Linked DNA regions of Homo sapiens: regions 1 and 2 are each linked to region 3. Evidence: chromatin contacts called from ENCODE Hi-C or POLR2A ChIA-PET data. All regions are on one chromosome and are shown on one strand. The core of a region is the stretch at or near the end of the contact, and the rest is flanking DNA. Distances in the headings are between cores, read along the strand shown. Region 1 holds the start of ZNF589 (zinc finger protein 589). Region 2 overlaps ZNF589 (zinc finger protein 589). Region 3 holds the start of DHX30 (DExH-box helicase 30).

The links. Hi-C counts contacts between places; a loop is a spot of excess contacts on that map. ChIA-PET counts read pairs that join two places held with the same protein, here RNA polymerase II (POLR2A). Pooled maps may share reads with other maps.
Region 1: a pooled map shows a loop between it and region 3 (9-fold over the local background). The contact joins the promoter of ZNF589 here to the promoter of DHX30 in region 3. A Hi-C loop is called at or near these places in 1 of 37 single-sample maps with no recorded cell type and 7 of 50 pooled maps. POLR2A ChIA-PET finds 5 or more read pairs at or near these places in 2 of 52 experiments (K562 and activated T-cell).
Region 2: a loop to region 3 is called in a pooled map, with 9 times the contacts of the local background. The contact joins the enhancer-like site here to the promoter of DHX30 in region 3. A Hi-C loop is called at or near these places in 3 of 50 pooled maps. POLR2A ChIA-PET finds 5 or more read pairs at or near these places in 2 of 52 experiments (K562 and endothelial cell of umbilical vein).

What each region holds. Positions count from the first base shown.
Region 1 is chr3:48,239,747-48,242,446 of GRCh38, reverse strand. It overlaps ZNF589 (zinc finger protein 589), which reads right to left and starts at 1,343. Exons shown (of 4, transcript NM_016089.3): 1 at 1,233-1,343. The coding sequence starts at 1,275. RefSeq lists enhancers at 1,174-1,468, 659-1,576, 1,894-2,188.
Region 2 is chr3:48,267,050-48,269,749 of GRCh38, reverse strand. ZNF589 (zinc finger protein 589) reads right to left here. Exons shown (of 4, transcript NM_016089.3): 4 at 1-1,835. The coding sequence ends at 964. Among named protein-coding and RNA genes, the nearest start is that of ZNF589, 27 kb to the right of the region's middle. Within about 2 kb of position 1,314, at least 11 of the 41 ENCODE cell types and tissues checked have a DNase peak (open chromatin) inside an H3K27ac peak, as active enhancers do.
Region 3 is chr3:47,801,709-47,804,408 of GRCh38, reverse strand. DHX30 (DExH-box helicase 30) reads right to left here and starts at 1,271. Exons shown (of 22, transcript NM_138615.3): 1 at 1,197-1,271. RefSeq lists an enhancer at 601-1,126 and a silencer at 851-1,700.

The sequences.
Region 1 (2,700 bases), core at 94-2,593, 440 kb before region 3:
AGACTGTTCCTGTTGTTACATCCAAAGTCATTTGGGGCCGGGTGTGGTAGCTCCCACCTGTAATCCCAACACTTTGGGAGGCCGAGGCAGGTGGATCATCTGGGGTCAGGAGTTCAAGACCGGCCTGGCCAACATGATGAAACCCCGCCTCTACTAAAAATACAAAAAAATAGCCGGGCGTGGTGGCGTGTCCCTGTAATTCCAGCCGCTTGGTAGGCTGAGGCAGGAGAATCGCTGGAACCTGGGAGAAAGAGGTTGCAGTGAGCAGAGATCGCCCACTGCACTCCAGCCTGGGCTACAGAGCAAGACTCTGTCTCCAAAAAAAAAGTCTTTTGGGCCGGGTGGGGTGGCTAACACCTGTAATCCCAACATTGTGGGAGGCCAAGGTGGGTGGATTGCTTGAGGCCAGGAGTTCGAGACCAGCCTGGCAAATATGGCGAAATCCCCTCTCTACTAAAAATACAACAGCCGGGGTGGTGAGGCGCCGCCTGTAATCCCAGCTACTCCGGAAGCTGAGGCACGAGAATCACTTGAGCCTGGGAAAGCGGAGGCTGCAGTGAGCCTAGATCCCGCCACTGCACTCCGGACCGACTCAAAAAATATAAAAATATAATATACTCCGGGCGCGGTGGCTCACGCCTGTAATCCCAGCACTTTGGGAGGCCGAGGTGGGCGGATCACGAGGTCTGGAGTTCAAAACCAGCCTGGCCAACATGGTGAAATCCCCGTCTCTACTAAAAATACAAAAATTAGCCAGGCGTGGTGGAGGGCGCCTGTAATCCCAGCTGCTCGGCAGGCTGAGGCAGAGAACTGCTTGAACCCGGGAGACGGAGATTGCAGTGAACGGAGATCGCGCCACTGCACTCCAGCCTGGGCGACAGAGCGAGACTCCGTCTCAAAATAAATATGATATAATATAATAATACAAAATGCTGTTCTTCAGTTGCACTCCACACATCTCAAATGCTCAGCAGCCATTTATGGCCAATGACTGCCGGAGTGCACAAGTGCAGGATGCCCGGTGAAGAGTCGTGGAGTGAGCACCGTGGAGACTGTACGGGACACCTAGGGAGGAACCTGGCCCCCCAGGGGAGTAAGAGCCGCTGTAGGGGTAGTCAGCGCCTCACACAGCTCGCACCCCACGCGCATCCCTGGTGGATACGGCCGACGCCTGCGCGGCGCCTGCGGCTGGAGCACCGAATGGGGGAGGCGATCTCGCGGCCCCGACTCACCTTCCGCAGTCCAGCCCAGTAGCTGCTCCCGCGGGGCCCACATCTGCGCGCGCACGCACGCACGAAGCAAACGAGGTAGCAGCACCGTGTGTGAAACGGATTAGAATGCGCACCGCGGGCCACTGGCGGCGCCAGAAGAAAGAAGCAGGACTGGGTGAAGTGCGTCACCGCGCGGCGCGCAGCCTGCCGGGAAGCGTAGTTCTCGGGGCGAAATGCGGCTTGTGCAGGGCGAGAGAAAATGCTGAGGCGCACTTTGACCTTCTAGGTCCCCCTCGGCCGCAATATTTGGGGTTGTGCTTACCACAGGTACCCATAAGCAAAATATAGTGTTGTTTTCCATGGTTGTAAACATTATATAAATACACTTACAATGCCTGCTACTAGCTCTTTTGCGCAGTTCTATAATGACACGTGTTGACCTGTTCATTGTGTGTTCACTGCTGTGTGGTATCTAATGTAGAAATACACCAGGACTCCAATTGGACAGACTCATGCGCATCCATGGAGAGCTTCTCAAGGACAGTGGTTCGCAAACTTGTTGTTGTTAAAATCCTTTTACACTCTTAAAAATTACTGAGGACCCCAAAGAGCTTTTGAAACCGCCTTTGCAAAATTATACCTAAGGAAATTATGATGTTATAGGAGTTATTAAGAAATTATTTTAAGCAGATAGAGAAGGAAAGGGGTCCTTGGGAAGTTTTTGTTTCTTTTAAAGCAGCTCCAGAAAGGTTTCTTGTCTAGCAGGAAAGCCTGGGCTCCTAGAGCAGGATGGCAAGCTTTGATATGGAAATACAGGCCATTAGAAACTGGACGCACCCAAACATGGCGATTCCCGCCGTCCTTTTCTTTGCCCTGACATGTGCCTGGCAACATGGCCACCCCCCACATATTCCCACGTGTGTAGAACTTCATGGAGCCCTACATTTGCATATTAAAAAGCTAGGGTGGGAGGGCCAGGTTTTTGGCTGCCACATAAATGACACATCTGATCAAACTAATCCCCTGAGCCCTATGGAAACCAGACACCGCCTCCTCCAGCATCCTCAGATAAGCAGCCACTTTTCCGCACACGGCGCTTTCTCTTTGTTGGAATCCCCGCTCCCTCTGTCTCTGTATGGGGGAGCTGTTTTCGTCTTCCTTCCTTCTTTCTTGCCTATTAAACTTTTCGCTCCTTAAAACCACTCCACGTGTGTCTGTGTTATTAAGCCTATCAGAGACCAAGGACCCTGGTGTTCCTCCAGTCATCAGAGCCTTATCAATGACAGTAAAAGATATCAGATCTAACCCACCTCATCTTCCTTTCAACCTCTAAACTGTCTTTGTCCACTTCTGGGCATAGGCCAAAGTAGCCTTGGGAAGGAATTCAGTTTATAGCTTAAATAATAGCCCTTCCCAAGGGCTAAACTGTTCTTGTAAAATGAATGAAAGGCCACCAGCCACCAAATTAGGATGAGAAGGGCTGGAATTC
Region 2 (2,700 bases), core at 65-2,564, 470 kb before region 3:
TGGTGTGGCTGATGGCTGACTTGTTGCTAAAATCACATCCTCACTCCTTGCACCTCTAAAGCTTTTCCCCGAGTGTATCTTCTGGTGTATGATGAGCTGTGACTTTCTCCTAAAGCTTTGCCCACACTCCACGCATGCATAAGGCTTCTCCCCCGAGTGTATCCTCTGATGTAAGCTGAGAGTGGACTTGTGGCTAAAGTTTCGCCCACACTCGATGCATGCGTAAGGTTTCTCTCCTGTGTGTGTCCTCCAGTGTCTGTTGAGGAGTATCTTCCGGCCAAATCCCCGCCCACATTCCCCACACACATAAGGCTTCTCCCCTGAATGTGTCTGCTCGTGTGCGAGGAGAGTTGATTTATCACAAAAGCCTCGCCCACACTGGCTGCACACATAAGGTTTTTCCTTGGAGTGTGTACTCCGGTGGTAGTGGAGGGTTGACTGAGCTATAAAGCCTCGCCCACACTCTCCGCAGACATAAGGCTTTTCTCCTGTGTGTGTCCTCTGGTGTCTGATGAGCTGTGATTTCGTGATAAAGCCTTGCCCACACTCCGTGCATGCATAAGGCTTCTCCCCAGAGTGTATCCTCTGATGTACACTAAGAGCGGACTTGAGGCTAAAGTTTCGCCCACACTCAAAGCACGTGTAAGGCTTCTCTCCCGTGTGTGTCCTCCAGTGTCCATTGAGGACTATCCTCCGGCTAAATCCCCGCCCACATTCCCCACACACATAAGGCTTCTCCCCTGAGTGTGTTCTCCGATGTGATTTGAGCGACGACTTCTGGCTAAATCCATGCCCACACTCCTCACACACGTGAGGTTTCACCTCTGAATGTGTCCACTGGTGTAGGAGGAGAGTTGATTTAGCACGAAAGCCTCGCCCACACTCTCTGCAAACAAAAGGCTTCTCATCTGAATGTATCCTCTGGTGTGTGTTGAGACATGATCTCCTTACAAAGCCTCGGCCTCAATCTCTGCACACATAAGGCTTATCCCCCGTGTGAATTCTCTGGTGCTTAATGAGCTCTGACTTTTCACGAAAGCCTCGCCCACACACTGTGCACATAAACGATTTCTCCCTTGTGTGTGTCCTCTGATGTCTGATGAGGTATGGCTTGCAGCTAAAGCCTCGCCCACAATGGCTGCACACATAAGGTTTCTCCCCGGAGTGTGTACTCAGGTGGTTGCGGAGGACTGACTCAACTATAAAGCCTCGCCCACACTCTCCGCAGACATAAGGCTTTTCTCCTGTGTGTGTCCTCTGGTGTATGATGAGCTGTGACTTCCTGCTAAAGCCTCGCCCACACTCCCTGCACACCTGTGACTGCCTTTTGTCTGAAGATTTTTCTGCTGTGACTGCCTTCTGTCTGAACAGGTTTGACTTCTGGTTAAAAGCTAGTGCACACTCCCCAAACGTGACTGCTCCAAACCCTGGGGTTTCTGCCCTCTTGGAAATTCTGTCTACTTCCTCAGAGCTTGCATTCTGGGCTGGACTGAGCTGTATCTCTAATATTCTGTTGCCTCCCCAAGAGCTTATTGGTGGTCTCTGGAACAGGCTAGAGAAACCCACTAAAGCCCCCCTTTCATTTGTACTCCAAAACAAGGGTCTGACGCCTCCTTCCACTCGTTGATCTTCTGCTTCAGCCCCCCTGTGATTTTTATCAGAAGGATGTTGTGACTGTGGCTGATCCTCTGGGCAGGGATTTCCTGGGTGGAGTTGATTTCCTGCATGGAAACCTGGAATAGGATGATTGTGTAGCTCATCTTGGCTGAGGAACTGCTGACTGCCAAAGGCCAGAGGGCAAGAAGGGCAGGTATGGACTTCTGGCTTTGATTCTGCTGAAGAAAGAAAGTTTCCAGTCAGAAGAGTCATAGGAAGGGCTGACTGGGCTCTTGTTTTATGATAAGACCTGGCCCATTAATCATTCTCAATGATTAAAGTCTTTCTCCCCAAGATGTGCTGTGCAGGACCTATATTTTCATTCAACCTCTTCAAACTTTTGATTTGGAAATCATTTCAAATATACAGAAAAGTTGCAAGAATATGAATAATACAAAGGGCTGGGCACAGTGGCTCACGCCTGTAATCCCAGCACTTTGGGAGGCGGAGGCGGGCAGATCACGAGGTCAAGAGATTGAGACCATACTGCCCAACATGGTGAAACCCTGTCTCTACTAAAAATACAAAAATTAGCTGGGTGGAGTGACGGGCGCCTGTAGTCCCAGCTACTCGGGAGGCTGAGACAGGAGAATCACTTGAACCCGGGAGGCAGAGGTTGCAGTGAGCCAAGATCATGCCACTGTACTCCAGCCTGGCGACAGAGTGAGACTCCGTCTCAAAAAAAAAAAAAAATTCTTCTATTTATTAGTTAGGCAAGGGTCTTCAGTTAGGCTGATAAAGGGTCTGGCCTCCTGGATTACAAAAAGTTCATGGTTGTTTGTTATCTTCAGCTGGTTAGAAACAGTTGCAATTTAATTTTGATATTTCTTAGGAAAGTGCAGCTAAATGGTAACATTACTGTATTTGCCGACTTGTGGAAAACAGGGAAGAGCAGGTCTTGGATTGGAGGACCAAGAGCCAGCCTTCTTTAAGTCAGTTGTGCCTGTCTTCTCCACTGATGAATCCTCACTTCTGGTAGAACTTGGCATGTAATCTTCCTCTAGTAAATATCTACTTATGAGTGGGGAAACTCAAATGAAGGCT
Region 3 (2,700 bases), core at 22-2,521:
TAATTTTTGTATTTTTAGTAGAAACGAGGTCTAGCCATGTTGGCCAGGCTGGTCTCAAACTTCTGACCTCAGGTGATCCACCCGCCTCGGCCTCCCAAAGTGCTGGGATTACAGGCGTGAGACACCGCTCCCGGCCCTAATAAAACTTTGTATCACAGCTACATAAATTAAAACACTTGAAGAGCAACTATCTTTTAGGGATAAAGAGCCAACACCGGTAGAAAACGCAGCAAAGGATGTAGTTTCTGCACATCGCCTTAAATCTCTAAGATTTAAGTGTAAATTACAAGATGTAGTTAAAACCCACAATGACAGTGGGGTTACCACCTTGCAAGAAACTTCAAGGGAAATCACCAGACAACGTCTCATTTCACTCTGGCCCATAAGCTGCAACTAAAACCAGGTTGAAAGCCTGTAAGTGGCCTTCTGCAGTCTACCTGCTAGTGTATGGCAAACCCTCATGGAGTGGGGTTGTAAAGTGAAACAGCCTCTGCCTTGAAAAATCATAATTCAAGTGACCAATGTTGCTACACAACGACTAGATATGCCATATCCCTGGCTTAGGGTTTCTGAGGACCCCTGGGACTCCAGTTCACTGCAAACAAAGGACCCAACATGCATTTGGTCTTCCCCTGCTAAATGGGACAAGTTACCACCAGCAAACAAAGAATACCTCACCCCTTGGCCTCCCCCAGTGACAAGGTCGGTGCAAAAGGGGGCAAACTAGGGGGGCCAGAAGGCACCGGGCCTCCCTCTGGACGAACGGTCCGGGCAGCACCGGGAAGGAGGAGAAGTAGACAAAGGTCTCGGGGCACTCAGGAGGCTTCCTCCAGGCCCTGCCTGGGGAAACGGCGCATCCCGAGGCGAAGGCGTCGTTGCGCCAATGAAGCGGCCTCTCCCACGGCCTCCGCGGAGCCCCTGGCTGCGAGGCCCGCCCCGGCGGACCGGTCTGGCCCCCGCCCCCGCCCGGGCTCCATGGCAACGGCAGGCCGAGGCCTGGCTGCCCACGGATCGGCCGGGCCGGCTTCCCGGGCAGGCCTAGGATGCCCGGCCTGCTCCTCGGGCCCGCCGGCGTCTCCGCCCCACTCTCCGCCAGGCTGGCGGTCGGACCGGGCCCCCTCCTCACGACGACCACCCCCGGCCGCGGCAGGCTCCTCAAGAGGGCACGAAAGGGGAGAATAAAAAGCCCAATTCACCTGTTGTTACAGATGTGAAACAAGCCTCTGTGCACCGCGCATGAGCCGCGGCTCCCCCAACCACGGCCGGACTACAACTCCCAGCAGCGGCGGCGCGGCCCCTTCCGAGTCCCGTGGCGGAAGTCCCGCCACCGGCCCGGCGTTCCCCACCCGGCGTCACGGAGCCCGCCTGCGGCGCACGGCTCCGCTCCCCCGCGGGCCTGGAGCCCGGCCCCACCTGGGACTCGTCGTAGCCGCTCGGGGCACCCAGCGCCCGGGATGCCCCAGCACCCGGCCCAATGGGGCGCGGCGGCGGTGCAGGCGGGACTTCCGGCGGAGTCGCGAAGGGGACGGGTTGGCGCCGGCTGCTCTGGGGTCGCAGAGCGAGCGGGTTTGGGTGGCGGGGTCGGGCGTCAAGTTGCTGCCTTTCTCGGCGACTTAGCTGCCTGCAGTGTGAAAGCGGGAAGGGTCTTCTCGCCCTCTGCGAGCCACCCGCGCCTCCTGATGCGAATAAACAGCCCGGGTCATGGCTGAGCGGGGAACGGTTTCCAGCTCGGGCTCCGGGATTCCACCCGCCTTCCCCGCCACAGCTCGTAGCCACGCCTCTTCTCTTCCCCATCTCCCCTCTAATCTGTTTTTTTAGGGAGGTGAGCATTTTTGTCTTGTCTCCCCAGTTTGCAGGGAAGATGAAATCAACGTGTTGGTTCGTTGATTTCGTAAACTGTACAACGTTAGGCAAAGGACAAGGTGGCACTTGCTGGTCGCGGGGAGAGTGCCAGTCATAGTTGCTGGAAATCTGGAGGTCCGCCCGGCCACATCACCTCTTAGGAATGAGAAAGGGGATTGTCCCAATTACACGCTGTAGTCCTCTAGATAAGGTTCAAGTATAGGTTCAGTGGAATTCAGCTTCAAAAGGAAACAACGCAGTGGCGTAGCTCTGAAGCTGGGTCAGGATTTTACAGAGTATGGTTTTAAGATGTGGCCTTTAGGCCGGGCGTGGTGGCTCACGCCTGTAATCCCAGCACTTTGGGAGGCCAAGGCGGGTGGATCACCTGCGGTCAGGAGTTCAAAACCAGCCTGGCCAACATGGTGAAACCCCGTCTCAACTAAAAATGCAAAAAAATTAGCTGGGCGTGGTGGCGGGCGCATATAATCCTAGCTACTTCGGGAGGCTGAGGCAGGAGAATCACTTGAACCCGGGAGGCGGATGTTGCAGTAAGCCGAGATCGTGTCATTGAACTCCAGCCTGGGCGACAAGAATGAAACTTAAAAAAAAAAAAAAAAAAAGATGTGACCTTTGAGGCTGTATGAAGAATTAGTGCCATATCCCGTCACTTTTGTGTGCAAACAGTTCAACATGTATCTCTTTTCTTTCTCTCTACATTGGCTAGAAGACCGGGGTGTGGGGGTGGAACATCATTTATTCATTCAAATAATTAGTGCATCTGAACAGGGCATGGTGCTGTGTTGTGTGGAGAATAGAGAGATCCCTGCACGGACATCTGAGTGCTCTGTGTATCAGTTG